Regions from separate parts of the Homo sapiens genome. Here region 1 is linked to region 2. A link is a contact called in ENCODE Hi-C or POLR2A ChIA-PET data. All regions are on one chromosome and are shown on one strand. Each heading gives the region's core, a stretch centred on a gene start or an enhancer-like site at or near the end of the contact. The rest is flanking DNA. Distances are from core to core; before and after follow the strand shown. Region 1 overlaps PYGB (glycogen phosphorylase B). Region 2 has its middle 17 kb from the start of ENTPD6.

What was found. A loop is a pair of places that touch in the nucleus more often than their neighbours do. ChIA-PET counts read pairs that join two places held with the same protein, here RNA polymerase II (POLR2A). Pooled maps may share reads with other maps.
Region 1: a loop to region 2 is called in a pooled map, with 2.4 times the contacts of the local background. The contact joins two enhancer-like sites. A Hi-C loop is called at or near these places in 1 of 168 maps with a recorded cell type or tissue (PC-9) and 2 of 50 pooled maps. POLR2A ChIA-PET finds 5 or more read pairs at or near these places in 2 of 52 experiments (H1 and WTC11).

The regions. Positions count from the first base shown.
Region 1 is chr20:25,278,964-25,281,663 of GRCh38, reverse strand. PYGB (glycogen phosphorylase B) reads right to left here. Exons shown (of 20, transcript NM_002862.4): 9 at 2,515-2,607; 10 at 1,252-1,398; 11 at 552-715. Among named protein-coding and RNA genes, the nearest start is that of PYGB, 32 kb to the right of the region's middle. Within about 2 kb of position 1,348, at least 7 of the 41 ENCODE cell types and tissues checked have a DNase peak (open chromatin) inside an H3K27ac peak, as active enhancers do.
Region 2 is chr20:25,177,797-25,180,496 of GRCh38, reverse strand. No RefSeq gene overlaps it. Among named protein-coding and RNA genes, the nearest start is that of ENTPD6, 17 kb to the left of the region's middle. Within about 2 kb of position 1,361, at least 15 of the 41 ENCODE cell types and tissues checked have a DNase peak (open chromatin) inside an H3K27ac peak, as active enhancers do.

The DNA.
Region 1 (2,700 bases), core at 99-2,598, 100 kb before region 2:
GCCCGACACGAAGCTTGCTGCGGGCGCCACGCACAGAGCCTGCAGCCCAGCCCCGGGCACAGCCTCCGCTCCCGCCGGCTGCTGCCTGCTCAGTACTCACAGTAGGTGCTCAGCACATGCTACGTGAAAGAGTGGGAGTAATTCCTAGATCACGCCCCACCTAAGAGGGGCAAGAACAAGATCTGACCTAAGAATCCCACCTTCAAGCCCTGTCCAAGCCCTGCCAGCGGCAGGTGGACCAGTGGTGCAGAGCCTCCGACTGGACCCCCAGGAAGGCAGGGGCGCAGGAGAGCAACAGGAGACAAAGCCGTCTCCCCGTTGCCCGCAGAGCCAGAGCCCTCCAGAGGCCCCCGTGTGCTGGTCGGTGAACGCACAACAAGGCGTGACCCTGACAGGGTGTTCTGGGCAGCTCTGTCATTCCTATGGAGGCAGGGGCCTAGTGGCACAGGTTGTATGCTATATAGCTGGGTCCATGTGTTTGGTGGATGGTCCTAGACGCAGGCCTGGGTGTCAGACAGAGCTGGCCCCGCTCGGGCAAGCGCCCCACTCACACCGACTGTTTCACGATCTCCGAGTGGATCCTCGCCACACCATTGACAGCATGGGACCCAATCACACACAGGTGGGCCATGTTGATCCGCTTGCAGTCCCCCTCCTCGATCACAGACATCCTGCGCAGGCGGTCCACATCGCCGGGAAACAGCGCGGCCACGTGCTGGTGCCAAAACACAGAGGCAGGTGGGTGGGCACAGGAGGCCCCACGGAGACCCAGCACTCCCCATGACCAGGGGACACTCCATGACCACCCATGGGAAGCTCTGCTGCCTCCAGGGAAGTTCTGGGGCTGTGACAGCCAGACCTCCCTCAAGTGCTCCCAGACCCAGCAGGCACCTCCAAGGCATCTCACAAGAGCCCAGGCCCAGCTTGAGGAGGAGGCTCTCGCTCACCCAACTCCCCAGCCCAGGAAAGGGCCCAGCCCGGCCCAGGGACCCACAGGGCTGCTGTCTGAGGAAGATGGGTCTGAGGGAGAGGACGTGCAATTTAATTTACAAAGAGGAACCTGAGGCTGTGGGCCAGGCGTGGGGATCAGCCAATAGCTCTGCCAAGGGACAGCCCCCAGCCCCAAGCATCCTCTGCTGAACAGAGGGTGCCTCGTTCAAGGAGCAAAGCACCTCCTCTCCCAGGCCAGGTGGGGGGCCGTTGGCATGGGTGTAGCCGCCACCCTACACGGCCAGCTGGGCCCACACTCACGTCCAGGTGCCGCTGGTTGATGGCATAGATTATCTCCAGGTGCCGCGGCAGCAGCTTCTCAAACATGGACACGGGCCAGCGCTCCAAGGCCTCAGGCAGCACAGTGTGGTTGGTGTATGCACAGGTCTTCTTCGTGATTTCCCAGGCCTAGGCCATTAGAGAATGTTCCCATGTGTTTGTTTAGAAACAAGCAGCTCTCTGGCCAGTTGCCTAGGCAGGGTGAGCGTCCAGGATCCCAGGCAGATGCTGGGTACCCCAGGAAGGGCCACCGTCCCCTCTGCTCTCCAAGGTGGATCTGGAGCCCTCTGAAAGCCTGACACGCAGCCCAGAGCCCTCACTCTGCTGACGCAACCCACTGAAGTGTGACATTATGGTCCAGTGCGTGACACACACACAAATAAGACACAATCGCCTGCTACCTGGAGTCACCTTCACACTCTGCCGTCACTGGTAAACGGACAGACCATTGAGCAGTTTTCTATTTATTTCCACTAAAGTGGCCAGACATGGTGGGGAGGACACTGGTTACTACACAGACCTGCCCTATGCTGGCCAGAACTGGGGTACCCACAACAGGTACAGCCTCACCTGGAGTGCACACACCCCAAGACCAGAGAGGGGCTTGGGTTTCTACAAAACGGAGTTAAAAAAAATCGTTTTATGGTTTCTTTTGGTTTTATTTTTCTGGGTGTGTGCTGCCACACCTGGCTTTTTTTTTAGAGGTGGGGTCTTGCTGTATTGCCCAGGCTGGTCTCTAACTTCCGGCCTCAAGCAACCCTCCTGCCTTGGCTTCCCGAAGCACTAGGATTACGGGTGTGAGTCACCACATTGGCCTGTTTTATGGTTCCACATGTTGATTTGGTAACGGTTAGATTAAGAAAATCCTACCACACAAACATATTTAAGTCCAAAATACACTGAATCGCGAGGGCAGGTGCATGAATAGAGCACAGACCTCTAAACACTTAACGCTTTGGGGAGCTGTCACCAAATTTCAAGATGAGAATGCACCAACGGGAAACCCTGAGAAGTGTCACAGCCCTATCCTTATCATCTCCCCCGCGCCCTGACCCCATACTCTGGCCCCCGGAACCTCCGTCTCCTGGAACCAGACCCCTCCCACAGCTCGCGTCTCTCCTGGGCATGATGACCACACAGCTCTCCCAAGGCCAGGGAAGAGGCCCCCCAGCTCAGCTCCTTGTAGCCCTGGTCTGCACGGGCTCCAGGCTCTGGGGAGGTGCCGCCCTTTTCCTCCATGCTCACCTTGTCCCAGTCCACCTTCTCCACGTCCACCAGGATCCGCATGAGCTCAGGGATGGAGAGGGCGGGGTGGGTGTCGTTCAGCTGGATGGCCACCTGAAGGTCGCACAAGGGGTGCCATTCAGTCATTTCATCCCACGTGGGCACCCACGGTTGTTGGCATACGAAGCTCCCCAAGTGAAGGAGCCA
Region 2 (2,700 bases), core at 112-2,611:
ATTCAAATAATTGTGAGGTTAAAATTCTATAATTTTTTTTTTGTTTCTTGGATTTTAAATCCTACATTTGGCCTACTATGAAGTTCATGACCATAAATGGAACTTGTATGTCCTAGAGATTAGCAAGTTAGTGGTTTCTTTAAGTCAAAAAAATAACCAGTATTTTTTTAGATTGCTAATAAACTTTAAAAAAAGATTAAAAAAGAAACATTTTTAAATTTTTGAATTAATTTCTAAATTTACCTTTTAATCAGTGAATTCTCACTTGATTGAGCTGTGGGCCAGGGAGTGTCATCTCTGATATCCACTCTGTGGAGGTTGTTGACATGAGCTTTGTATCCCTCTTTGTAACTTTTTGCAAGTTTTCCATGGTACTGGAGAAGAATGTGTGTGCTGCACCTGCTGGGTGAATAAAATGTCCCTTATATGCTGCTTGTGAAGTGTCATATTAATTAGGATAAGGCTGAAGTGCCCAAATAAAGAGGCCCAATGCAGGTCTGAAGCCCATGCATGCGATTGCTCCCCACGGCACTGACTCACGGCAGCAGGGCTGGGTGGGTGCCGCTCCACGTGGCCGGCCAGCCTAAGACCCAGGCCGTGGGCTCGGCCACCTTCACCATGCGGTGTCCCGGGCAGTCCTCTGAGCATCTCTGCTCCAGGAGGGTGGGAGCGTGTCTTCCTCACTGTTTTTCCTCCAAACAGTGCCCCCCTCACAGGAAGCATTCAGTAAGTATTTGTTAAGAACACTAATCAATGAATGAAGAAAAGATGGCCCCTTAGTCATCATAGCGTCAACATTTAATAAATGTTTTTTTAAGTTAAAAATTTTTTTCAATTAGCAGGACATTGTATGCCTCAAAATTTAAAAGATACAAAATAACGTCATCACCATCGTCATCACCATGATTTTGGTAGATTTCTCAGCCTGCCAGTTCCCTTTCCTGGAGGCATCTGCTGTTAACAGCTTATTTGTGTTCTCCAGATATACTTCATAAATGCACAAGCATACGTGCATATGTGCAGACTGGTTTCCAAAATGTTTTCCTATCACAATAAAATGTTTCAACTTCAACCTTGTTTATACAATTTCTGAATCCACGTGGAGAATGTATTTGGTGTCATTTGTTGAGAGGACATTAGGCGGCAGTATAGTATCACAAGGAGGAGGCTGGGGCTGTCTACACATTTTTTTTTTGGCCTGGCACCATGGCTCACGCCTGTAATCCCAGAAGTTTGGGAGGTCAAGGAGGAGGTTCACATGAGCCTAGGATTTCAAGACCGGCTGGGCAACATAGCAAGACCTCTAGCTACTGGAGAGGCTGAGGCTGGAGAAGCTGCAATGAGCTGTGATTGCACCACTGCACTCCAAAGGAAGAGAGAGGTGTTGTGTGGCTATTACATATCTTGCCATATATTTCCAAGTTTTTCTATTACAAATGATGACTCAATGCCTTGAGTCATAAGTCATAATGCTTTGAGCCTGAGGCAGGAGGGTGCTGGAGTGTTTATACACTGGGTCCTGTCAGTTATTGTTGAGTGCTATTCCCTCTGCATATCTGACCTGCTGCACACTCAAGTTCTTGAAAGAGCCTTCGGGCCCAGAGATGAGATACAGGCAGTTGGAGCTGACTGGAGTTGGTGCTGGAAAGCTAGGGTCTGAGGGCCACTGGGGGAGGGTCACTGACACCCTAACTCATGGAATCTTAGAGTTTTGGAGCAGAAAGGGAGCTCAGAGCATACTAGTCTACTCCCTCCCTTCTCTCATGGAGCTGGGATGTGTTTCCCTGAGCACTGCATTCCCATCGTGAAGAGGAGGCTCAGACAGGAAAACATTTTGCAGCTCGCATTTTCCTCACAAGTTCTGTCAAAAGTGAGAGACTGTGCCTTGACATAGTGCATTTTTAAGGTAAGTTTGGAAGCCTCTCACTTATGAATTAAATACAGAAAAGTCATTATTATATATATATATATTTTTTTTTTTTCTTTTTTCTTTTTTTTTCTTTTCCCTCAGAGATCGGGTCTTGCTCTGTTGCCCAGGTTGGAGTGTAATGGTGCCATCATGGCTGAATGCCTTGAACATATCTTGTCTTCTCACCTTTTCAGGCAAGCCCACACTCATCTCAAAGAAAATGCATTGAAGGTCACGTTAAACAGGGTCTTTCTGCTCTTACTACTTCTCCGTGTCATTTGTCTTTTTTCCACACACATTCCTTTTCCTCCTCTGCATTCCTGCGGTTGTTCTCATTTCACCAGTTGGCACAGAGCACCCCATCCTGTCCTTATCTGTGGGGAGCCCTCCAGCCACTCCTGCTGGAATGGGCACATTCTACAAAGGCCTGGGTCTGGGCCTCAGGTCCCTTTGCTTCCCTGTGCTTGGCACAGTGACTGGCAAATCCAGATCTCATTCAGTGTTGGATAAACAAACTTGCCTGCCAATATTTTAGACCTCCTAGGTGTTACAAATATGCAATGGCCCCAGGAATCAAGCATCTGTCTGCTGAGCAGTTAAGCAACAAGACTATCTATAATCATAGACTGTGTGGGGCAGACAGCAATTGCTCCAGAGTTTAATAACTACAGTTATTAACTGGGCCTGGCCCTCTCCCTCTGGAGAGTCCGTCTTCTTCCTAGGCTCCTACACTCCCCTACACAGCCACAGTCCCCTCATCAAAACCAGAAATTTAGCACTGACACAACACA